2 separate regions of the Homo sapiens genome follow, and region 2 is linked to region 1. A link is an interaction called in ENCODE POLR2A ChIA-PET data of the cell type or tissue named here. Cell type or tissue: PC-9. All regions are shown on one strand. Links, peaks and the distances in the headings refer to the core of each region. The heading gives the core; the rest is flanking DNA. Region 1 overlaps UBE2R2-AS1 (UBE2R2 antisense RNA 1). Region 2 overlaps AQP3 (aquaporin 3 (Gill blood group)).

The links. Peaks named below come from ENCODE experiments on the same cell type or tissue, not always from the same donor. Only the 100,000 strongest peaks of a DNase experiment are listed, where the experiment ranks them.
Region 2: POLR2A ChIA-PET joins it to region 1 with 6 read pairs; 1 of 35 experiments calls an interaction of 5 or more read pairs at or near these places.

What each region holds. Positions count from the first base shown.
Region 1 is chr9:33,750,196-33,755,565 of GRCh38, reverse strand. The region is part of intron 3 of UBE2R2-AS1 (UBE2R2 antisense RNA 1); the gene reads left to right. It also overlaps a transcript of PRSS3 not described here. Among named protein-coding and RNA genes, the nearest start is that of PRSS3, 43 kb to the left of the region's middle. In PC-9, for the core only: no CTCF peak of the experiment used is centred there; DNase peaks (open chromatin) are centred at 3,105, 3,525 and 5,115; H3K4me3 peaks cover 2,322 bases; H3K27ac peaks cover 2,226 bases.
Region 2 is chr9:33,440,109-33,445,478 of GRCh38, reverse strand. It overlaps AQP3 (aquaporin 3 (Gill blood group)), which reads left to right. Exons shown (of 6, transcript NM_004925.5): 2 at 1,587-1,713; 3 at 2,021-2,158; 4 at 2,509-2,627; 5 at 2,961-3,178; 6 at 3,268-4,319. The coding sequence ends at 3,436. Among named protein-coding and RNA genes, the nearest start is that of AQP3, 4.8 kb to the left of the region's middle. RefSeq lists an enhancer at 1,534-2,733. In PC-9, for the core only: no CTCF peak of the experiment used is centred there; DNase peaks (open chromatin) are centred at 1,788 and 2,298; H3K27ac peaks cover 1,228 bases.

The DNA of each region.
Region 1 (5,370 bases), core at 216-5,215:
CCGTATTGGGAACTTAAAAGAAAGGGATGTGAAGGTGAGAGGGAGGGTGGGGGTGTAAAGGAGCAAACCGTCATCCTTCTTGGTAGGATGTCAATAGATGTTACCCAGAACTGGAAAAGAGAAGAAGAAATGGCCCGTATTTGCATGCTATTTAGGATATGGTAATATCAGAAAAACACAACCCAAAGCATTGAAAGTAATTGCCACTAGGGTTCTATACTCAGTATAAACTCAATAAAAACCTTCTACAATGAACGACTTCTAAGGCTATACATTGATTTATGTTGACCAAAGTAGAAAATTAAAAAATAAAGTAATATCCTCAAGAGGAGTGAGGCAAAAAGCTAACGGAAATAAAATAAAGGCACTTCTGCTAAACTACCCGACATTCGGTGTTTCTCAAAATGTATTCCCGCAACCACCTGCCCTCAGATGACCTGGCGTGCCCGTCCGGAATGGAGATTTATAGACCCAGCCCAGACCTACATCATCAGCAGTTCTCAGAGTGGTCCTTGCACTCTACCATTTAAAAAAGTTCCTCTAGACCCACTGCATTACCCATTGCTTTTTAGTAAAACAAACAAAAAACCAAAACAAATAACAACCTATTTAGAGATAGGATCTACGACTCATAAAACACACTATGGCAGATGCTGCTAGCTGCCTACCCAATGTTCATTCTCCCCCCTGCCTTATTAACAAAATTCCTATTTTGTTATTATTACTATTTTTTGAGATGGAGTTTTGCTCTTGTTGTCCAGGCTGGAGAGCAAGTGGCATGATTTCGGCTCACTGCAACCTCTGCCTCCTGGGTTCAAGCGATTCTCCTGCCTCAGCCTCCTGAGTAGCTGGGACTATAGGCACCTGCTAGCATGCCTGGCTGATTTTTTGTGTTTTTAGTAGAGATGGGGTTTCACCATGTTGGCCAGGCTGGTCTTGAACTCCTGACCTCAGGTGATCCACCCGCCTTGACCTCCCAAAGTGCTAGAATTACAGGCGTGAGCCACTGTGCCTGGCCCAAAATTCTTACTTTGATGTATTGGCATCGTGTCCGTCTAAAACACTAGATTCTCTCAGGTTCCCTCACCTTTAATAGTGTGTATGTGATATGGTTCTGGCCAATGACATGTAAGAAGTCTTTTGGGGTGGGCTACCAGAAAAGCTATTATTATTATTATTTATTATAAAGAAGGACAAGCCAGGCGCGGCGGCTCACATCTGTAATCTCAGCACTTTGGGAGGCCGAGGGGGGCAGATCACAAGGTCAGGAGTTCAAGACCAGCCTGACCAACATGGTGAAACCCCGTCTCTACTAAAAATACAAAAATTAGCTGGGCGTGGTGGTGCACGCCTGTAATCCCAGCTACTTGGAGGCTGAGGCAAGAGAATCACTTGAACCCTGGGAAGCGGAGGTTGCAGTGAGCTGAGATTGTGCCACTGAGTGAGACTCCATCTCAAAAGAAAGAAAGAGACGAGAGAGAGACAGAGAGAGAAAAGAAAAGAAAAGAAGAGAGAAAAGAAAAGAAAAAAAAAGACAAGACAAGACAAGACTCTTCTGGAGCATGCCTCTGCCCGTCTTTCTGCTGCAACTTGGGGAAGTGAGGATGAGAGCTCCATGCTAAGGAGGGTGGTGCGGGAAGACACAAGGAACCTGTCTCAGATGAGTTCATATCGGAACCCCTTTCCCAGCCTCAGGCTTCTCACCTCCAGACTTCTCCTTCTCTGAGAAAAACAAACTCCTTACTTGTTTAAGCCGTTGTAGTAGGGTTTTCTGTTCTTGTAGCTGAATGAACTTCTAATGACATGTCATACTTTTTCAGATGTTTATCTGACATACTGACCACATTTTATGTATGCCTGCTATGGGCACTGTGCTAGGAATAAGACAAGTAAAGCTCTGTTTGTCATGGAACCAGGAGAACAGTTAGAACAGAAGTTAGAACTTTAGCCACTATAATAACGGCTACAGTTAGAACAGAAGGTACATAGGCATTTCAGGCTGGGATTCAGGGAGGTTATGTTTGCTGTCACAGACCTCAAACCAAAAGAGTACATCAAAATAAGTCACTGGATTTATACATTTGGCAAATTCTCAAGAGACCACATGACAGAAGGAGCAATAATCTGAACATTGCTTTTAGCTGTAATTCTCCAATGAAGTAGATTTGGGGAAGCAACATGAGGTACTTGCTTTATTTTTTTAAATCCGTTTTTTTTCTTTGAAAAACCACAAGATTGGACTTGACAATCTTTAAGGTTATACCCAGCTCTAAGATATTTTTGTAATTATATGGAACAAAGATGGACATGAAATATACCAAATGAGAGTTTCTAAATTTAGATTCTGACAGTTCAAGTCAGAAAACATATTAAGTGTTCAGGAAAAACAAATCACAATCTTCCATCACAAAATTCAACAAGAACAACAAAAACCACTCCAGAGGCAGCTGTGGTATTCTGGAAGGAATGCTGGTTTGAGCTCCGGCTCTGCCATTTAATTCCTGGCTAACCCTGGACCACATACACAATATCTCTGTTTCCATCTCCTCATTTTTGAAATACGGATTCTAATCTTGCCTGAACAGTGCTGTTTACAAACATCGCCTTGTGCTCTATAAAGCCCCATTACGATTTCAACAACCAGCAAGATAATGGCTTATGATATCTAAGTCCTGGCAAGGAGAATGCAGGTGTGTACCTTGCTATATTCAGTTGAACTCTGCATCACATACAGAAGGCTGATAGACCTTTTAGCTTTCCTTTTTCCTCCAGCGGTGTAGTTTGTGGTCATTTAGTTTTTACACAAGAGAACAGAAAAGAGAGATAAAATTCGCTAAAATTCAGATAGTCTCTTTGTGTTTGTTTCTAGCCTCAGTGAAGGTTTCGGGGAGAGGGCTGGCTGGTTAAAAGGGTAGAAGCTTAAGAGTTCAAAGAAAGTGTGAGGAGGACAGCACTCACCTGTGGCCTCTAATTGTTCATATTCAGTATGGTCTCATACTGGGAATAATCTAGTGTTTGTCTTATGATCTGTCTACACAAACAAATATGGAATGTGTCTATAAGTACCACTAGTTGACACACTAGTGACTTTAATTCTCTTACAATAAAATGTTTTGCAATAGCAAGGACTTTGGCTAGGGGAGTGACTCTGTGTGGTGAAACTGTCCTCACCCATTTTACATTTGAGGAAAAGAGATAATCTTTTGATCACACCCAACACAGTTAACATCTGTACTTTGAACAGCTAAGTATAGCAGCTGATGTTTAACTGAAGGTAGGGGGGAGATGAGAAACAGAAACAACTGGTGCCAAATGTGAGATTCAATAACTTCGCCTCGGCCATCACAACCAACATCAACCAGAAGGGTGCGGGAGGAACTCACGGAATAAATGGGAACAGGTGTGGCCTGAGGATAAGTAAGTGGGGGCACTGTTTCCTTCTTCATGAAGATGTGAGAGGAAATCAAAGCTCTTTAAAAAGAAGGAAGTGGAATGCTTGGCTCCTGTAATATCAGAACAAATAATGCACAGCCAGAGGTCATGCCTCACCTTTTGCTTATCTCAGGCACCTCTGCTTGTAAAATCAGTGGGCCATATTCAATGAAACCTTCATTTCAGTTCCATATCTTTTCCCAGAAACCCCAGGAACAGAGCGAGCCAATATCCTTATTAAACCAAGAAGCTCGCAGTCACGAAGAGCTAAGTCTGACGCCACTGGGCCCCTACCTAACCACGTGTCCTGATTCTTTCCGTAATTTCCCACTGCACAACACCCAGGTTATACTGAAAATATAACACATCTGGTTAAAAACAGTACACGTTTCTCATGAACAATAAGCCATCCTTTCTATAAAATCAGTGTAAAATTGCAGGTAAAATGCTGTAGGCAGATCTGTTTGGAAGGCTATGCCACCCTAGGAGACAAAAAGGTGCGGGAGGAGGAAAACGGCAGACACGGCAGAAAGCAGTCGAAGAGAACGTGAAAGAAGTGGCCATTTCTGCAACTTTTAGGAGAGCTACCTGCCCTCAAATTTTGAAAGGGTTTCTATTTCTTAAAGTGCTAGGTTTCCCTGGCTGAAACTCACATCTTTCTTCCCTCTAGGGCTGGATCTAAGCTTCAGAGGTTGTTTCTCTGGCCCTAGACAGGGCCACCCCCGCAAATTTCTCCCCCACTGCGCCTGACATCCGCTTCCATCCATGGCTCCATTAACGGAAGCTAAGCACTGGATCGGGGGACTTTATCCACCGCCCAATGTTATTAGATTCCAGGCTTCCTGGCCTCAGGAAAGGATCTGGCTCATGTATTTGTGTATCGCAGCTAACAAGGAAAGGCAGTCGGGGTACCAGTGCCCAGAGCTATGTGAGCTGTGACTGGACACAGCTCAGGGGCCAGGTGGCATCCACGGGGGCGCGCGTTCCCGGACTCACGGGGCAGACGGAGGCCCGGGGCTTCACACCTTCCCCTCACCCTGCAACGCGGCAGACCTGACTCGCGGGGGACTGAGCAATATTCATTCCAGGGCCGCGGCCAGCCGGACATAGGCACTCGGGGGCGGTGGGAGTAGTGTGCGCATCGGTGCCGCAGCCCGGAGGGGGCCCCAGGTGGGCTTCTGCGACACCAGGGCCCTCCATCCCCTCCCGTCCTCCCCTAGAGGAGCCTCCATCCCTGTCCCTGAGCCCCTCCCAGTCGGTATCCCCTCCCTGTCCGCGTACCCTCCCCCGCAGGTCCCATGCGAGTCGGAACCCCCTCTCCATCACAGCCCCGCTCCTTGGCGGGGCTCCCTCTCCCTTCGAGCCCTCCTCCAGTTTCAAGCCCCCTGCGGGTACTGACGTCTGACCTGTGCCCAGCGCCTCGCAGCCGTCTGCATCCCGCGCCGCTCGCCAAGTGCGTCCACCCAGAAGCGGGTGCAGCTCCAGGCCCGCCCCGCCCCGCTGCGCCCCGCCCCGCTCCACTCTGCCAGGCCTGGCAGCCGCCAGACCCTTTCCACACTTGACCGCCCTTCCCGGTCCCGGCCAGCGTGCGGGGCATCTGTCGTCAGGTCCGCACATCCTCCAGGCCCTTGACCTTCCCTTGGAGATGTCTCTGGCCCCAGGAACTCCCTAGGCTGTGTGCTTCAGGAGAGGCTGGTTCCTGAGTCACCCAGGAGGACTGCAACCAACCGGGACCTCCTGGGATGCAAAGAGATCGCAGGGCCTGGGAGGCGGCGAGGAGCCCGAGCACAGGCTGTGGCTCTGAAGAGTGTTTGTTACCAAGCCAGGCAACCACTGCGAACACACCGGAGAAACAGCCACAGATCACCGTCCAGCAAAGGAAGAAGGCACCAACGGTCCATCAGGGACCACAACCCAGTTTTTCTAGTTTAAGTTTGG
Region 2 (5,370 bases), core at 258-5,257, 310 kb after region 1:
TGCTCTCACCTGCCTGCACACCTTTGCCCCATGTCATTGCCGCTGGCTTCTCCGTTATCTCTTGGTCTTTCTGGGATGATAATCAAAATGCTTAACTATCCAGTACAACAGGCACTGACCCGTCAGAATAAACAAGGTCTGTAGCACAGGTCCTGGAAACTGCCTGCTCTGTGGGCATAAAACCTTTAGTTATGGGCAGGTGGGAGAGGAGACCAGGGCAAGGCATTGGAGCAGCTTTGAGGGACACTCAGGGGGCTCAGGGCAACAATGCTTTACAGCTGCTGCAGAAGTATTTTCAGGCTTGAACAAGGGGAACAGACATAGTACGTTCTTTTTCTTTTTTAAATAGAGACAAAGTCTCACTATGTTGCCCAGGCTGTTCTCAAACTCCTGGGTTCAAGATCCTCCCATCTCAGCCTCCAAAGTGCTGGGATTACAGGTGTGAGCCACCACAGCTGGCTCCAGTATGTTCTATATTTGTAGAACACCAGGGCTCTTAGTCTCTTTTAGTTCCCCCATTTTTGGCAGAAAGTTTAGAACCGATCTCCCCATTTCTACAGCCCTGGGTCCCGGGCTGGGGATAGTGAGAGGAGCCACACAGATCCCTGTCTGTAGGACCTCCAAATCTGAGTGGGGAATCTGGACCCCTGAGAGCAGAGAGGTCATGGGTGGAGAGAGGAGACGCTGGGACAGGGACAGGTAAAGGAAGGGGAGGTTGTTGAGGGGGACATGGTGAAGGCTGGGGCTCTGGCATCCTGGACTCAGGAGAAGTGGATTCAACCTCACTTCTGGTCTCCTCCCTATTTATTTATGCCGCCCATTGCCACCACTACCACCACCACATGAGCTTTTCTTTTCAACTCTTTTTTTTTTTTTTTTGAGATGGAGTCCCGCTCTGTCGCCCAGGCTGAAGTGCAGTGGCGCAATCTTGGCTCACTGCAACATCTGCCTCCCATTTTCAAGTGATTCTCCTGCCTCAGCCTCCCGAGTAGCTGGGATTACAGGCACCTGCCACCACGCCTGGCTAATTTTTGTACTTTTAGTAGAGATGGGGTTTCACTATGTTGGCCAGGCTGGTCTCAAACTCCTGACCTCAGGTGATCCACCCACCTCGGCCTACCAAAGTGCTGGGATTACAGTGTGAGCCACTGCACCGGGCCTACATGAGCTTTTCTTTGGGGCAGCTGGGGGATGAGTGAGAGGCTTCCCACCTTTATGGTCCAGGCCTGAAGGGCTGTGGAGAAACTTGTGCTAAGGTGAAAGCTGTTCCCCTACACCTACGCCTGCTGAAATTCAAGGAAAATCAGTGAAGATGGTTCAGTCATCTTCTAGGATCCCAGTCGCAGACCCTGCTTCCAGCCCTTTCCATAGGGCCCTCTCATATTAGAGTTGGGACAGTGGGGTGGGAAGGCATGTGTCCTTTTTCTGGAAAGTGCAATTACAGCAGAAGGGGTTTGGGCTGGGTTCCAGGAAGCGCCTCTAGTCCTCCCAGTGGTGGCGAGTGGGCATGTTGCTGGCTTCACCCCTTCCTTCTGGAGTGAGAGTTGCTGGTCCTCACCCTCCCTGCCTGTTCTTCTTCCTGACAGATGTTTGGCTGTGGCTCCGTGGCCCAGGTTGTGCTCAGCCGGGGCACCCACGGTGGTTTCCTCACCATCAACCTGGCCTTTGGCTTTGCTGTCACTCTGGGCATCCTCATCGCTGGCCAGGTCTCTGGTAAGGCCTTAACCCTGCCCCCAGCCCTTGGCCCTCAATAGCATTCCCACTAGGTGTCCTGGCATTCCTAAGGGCAGGTCACAGCTGTGGCCTCTGCTTTGGCCCCTTGGGAAAGGAGGGTGGAGAAGAAACTTGACACTTAGAACTTTCGACTCTCACCTTGGAATCAGAGATTATCAGCTGACCTGTTACATAGACCAACCGCCATCCTGTGCAAGAAACCCCTCTCTGCACCCCTTCTCAGGGGACCCTAGCCTGCCGACTGTGGCAGGCTGCAGCTAATAGGTCCCTTGTCCCCTCTGCCCAGGGGCCCACCTGAACCCTGCCGTGACCTTTGCCATGTGCTTCCTGGCTCGTGAGCCCTGGATCAAGCTGCCCATCTACACCCTGGCACAGACGCTGGGAGCCTTCTTGGGTGCTGGAATAGTTTTTGGGCTGTATTATGGTAAGCATTCCCCACCCTGTCCTCCTCCACTACCCCCGTCCCTCTGTTCAGGACCTGCTGGCACCAGGCCTTTTGATGACAGACGGCTAGGACCTGCCCAGGCCCCGGGCTCATGACTCACTCATTCACGCACAGGGTCAAGGTAGGGGGCACGAAGGGAAAGAAACAAGTTGGGCAATAACAGAGTCTCAGGCCCTCCACCCCACCCCACGCCACCCCCTCTGCCTGCTGCAATACAGCAGTATTGCTACTTACCCATAACTCATGGGAGGGTGGGGAGGGCACACCTGAGAGGGAAGTCTGGGCTCAGGCCTCTCCCCCGACTCACTGTGTGTCTAATCTGTCACCAGATGCAATCTGGCACTTCGCCGACAACCAGCTTTTTGTTTCGGGCCCCAATGGCACAGCCGGCATCTTTGCTACCTACCCCTCTGGACACTTGGATATGATCAATGGCTTCTTTGACCAGGTATGGGCTGGGGACGTGTGAGGGGAACGCAGGGAGGGGACCGAGTTGCCTTGGTAGCTCATGGGCTGGTTGGGGGACAGGACTCCTCGACTGTAGCAGGGTTTCTCCAATCTGTGGGGTAACCCGCATCAGAACATGGTGGCAAGTACTTACAAAACATGCGGCTCTCCAGCGGGTTCTTGTCACGCAGACATTCTAGCACCATTGCTTTCAGGAGAAGAGCATGGGCGGGCGCTGACAAGAGTTTAAGAGCTAGAGGGAAGACGGGGGATGGAAGGAGGGGTCAGAGAAAGGGAGGGAGCTGCAGCTCACCCTGTTCTCCCCACTCCCCAGTTCATAGGCACAGCCTCCCTTATCGTGTGTGTGCTGGCCATTGTTGACCCCTACAACAACCCCGTCCCCCGAGGCCTGGAGGCCTTCACCGTGGGCCTGGTGGTCCTGGTCATTGGCACCTCCATGGGCTTCAACTCCGGCTATGCCGTCAACCCTGCCCGGGACTTTGGCCCCCGCCTTTTTACAGCCCTTGCGGGCTGGGGCTCTGCAGTCTTCACGTGAGTACAGCCCCCACCCAGCTCACCCCAGCCTGCCTCTCCTCTGCCCTGCCCCCCATGTCCCTGACTATGAGTGTCTGTCCCCCCAGGACCGGCCAGCATTGGTGGTGGGTGCCCATCGTGTCCCCACTCCTGGGCTCCATTGCGGGTGTCTTCGTGTACCAGCTGATGATCGGCTGCCACCTGGAGCAGCCCCCACCCTCCAACGAGGAAGAGAATGTGAAGCTGGCCCATGTGAAGCACAAGGAGCAGATCTGAGTGGGCAGGGGCCATCTCCCCACTCCGCTGCCCTGGCCTTGAGCATCCACTGACTGTCCAAGGGCCACTCCCAAGAAGCCCCCTTCACGATCCACCCTTTCAGGCTAAGGAGCTCCCTATCTACCCTCACCCCACGAGACAGCCCCTTCAGGATTTCCACTGGACCTTGCCCAAATAGCACCTTAGGCCACTGCCCCTAAGCTGGGGTGGAACCGGAATTTGGGTCAATACATCCTTTTGTCTCCCAAGGGAAGAGAATGGGCAGCAGGTATGTGTGTGTGTGCATGTGTGTGCATGTGTGTGCATGTGTGTGCAGGGGTGTGTGTGTGTGGGGGGGGTTCCCAGATATTCAGGGCAAGGGACCAGTCGGAAGGGATTCTGGCTATTGGGGGAGCCCAGAGACAGGGGAAGGCAGCCTGTCCATCTGTGCATAAGGAGAGGAAAGTTCCAGGGTGTGTATGTTTCAGGGGCTTCACATGGAGGAGCTGCAGATAGATATGTGTTTCTGTGTATGTGTATGTCTGCCTTTTTTTCTAAGTGGGGGCTTCTACAGGCTTTTGGGAAGTAGGGTGGATGTGGGTAGGGCTGGGAGGAGGGGGCCACAGCTTAGGTTTGGAGCTCTGGATGTACATACATAAGTAGGAGCAGTGGGACGTGTTTCTGTCATAATGCAGGCATGAAGGGTGGAGTGAAGTCAGGTCATAAGTTTCATGTTTGCTTTTGTTTTGTTTTGTTTTTAATGTATGTAGCAGATGTTACAGTCTTAGGGATCCGGGATGGGAGACCCCACTTTAGAAAGGGTCGTCACTCCTTTAATCCTCTACTCAACAATGTACTCTTTTACTTTTATATTAAAAAAAATAAAATAAATATGTGCCTAAAACCTCCAGTTGTGCAAATATCTTTCTGCTTGCTCTGCTGCTTTTCTGGGGCCAGTTAAGGAGCTTCCGCATGCCCACACTGACCCAGGGTGCCCGGCTGAGTGTCTGATCTGGTCAGGTTACCCTGGGGGTCATACAGAGAGGTTAGAGAGCCTCTTCACCAAGGCTCTCAGTTTGAACTCAGTGGTCCCAAACTTTCCCCCAAGTTTCCGTCCTCATGGGTACCCCCAGCATAATGAATGGAATCTTCTTCCCAATCCCTGTACCCACACATCACCCCAGAAAGGCTTGAGCCCTATGCAGGGAAGATCTTGCTGCAGAGCTACCCAATGGGGAGAACTGCTGCCCAGGAGGTGGTGAGTTCCCTGTTCCTGGAGGAGACCCATCAGACTGGGAACCTGTATTGTCCTCCACAACCTGCAGCTATTCAGGCTCCATAACCTCCACCCAGACCTTGGCCACAGCCCCCCTGGCAGCCTCCCTGCCTCCAGGCCTGCCCCAGTCAGTCCACAAAGCAACCAGAGGGATCTCTTCAAAACCTCTGCTGAAAGTGCCCATCTGGAGACCATCCACAATGCTCCATCTGGCGTTCAGGACCTCCAGGTAGGGTCAGGAGCCTACCCCTCCTCTCACATGGCTCCATCCACCTCAGCCTACTTTATGTGTTTCTGTGTTTTTGTGTCTTCAGACTTTGCTCCAAAGTCCCAACTCACATCTTTGCTCATTAAAGTCCTCATGATCTGCTTTAACGCCTCTTCCTCCGGGAAGCCATCCCTGCTCTGCCTCACTCTTCCAGCAACTTCTAGTCAGCTGTCTTAAGTGCCAAGACCCGCAGTTGCGTTCACGCTCATCTCCCCTTCTGCTTCATTTCTTCAGTCATTTCTTCACTTCTACAGAGGCACCTCTGTGCCCAGTAAGGCAGGGGGTTGGAAGACTGACTCTGGCGCTCTGACTTGCCCAGAAAAGCAACGGGCTCGGCACACCTGAGAACAGGAAGCTTTTCTCATTTGCTTCTTCCTTACCATACCCTCCTCAAGTTTCATCAAGGGAAAC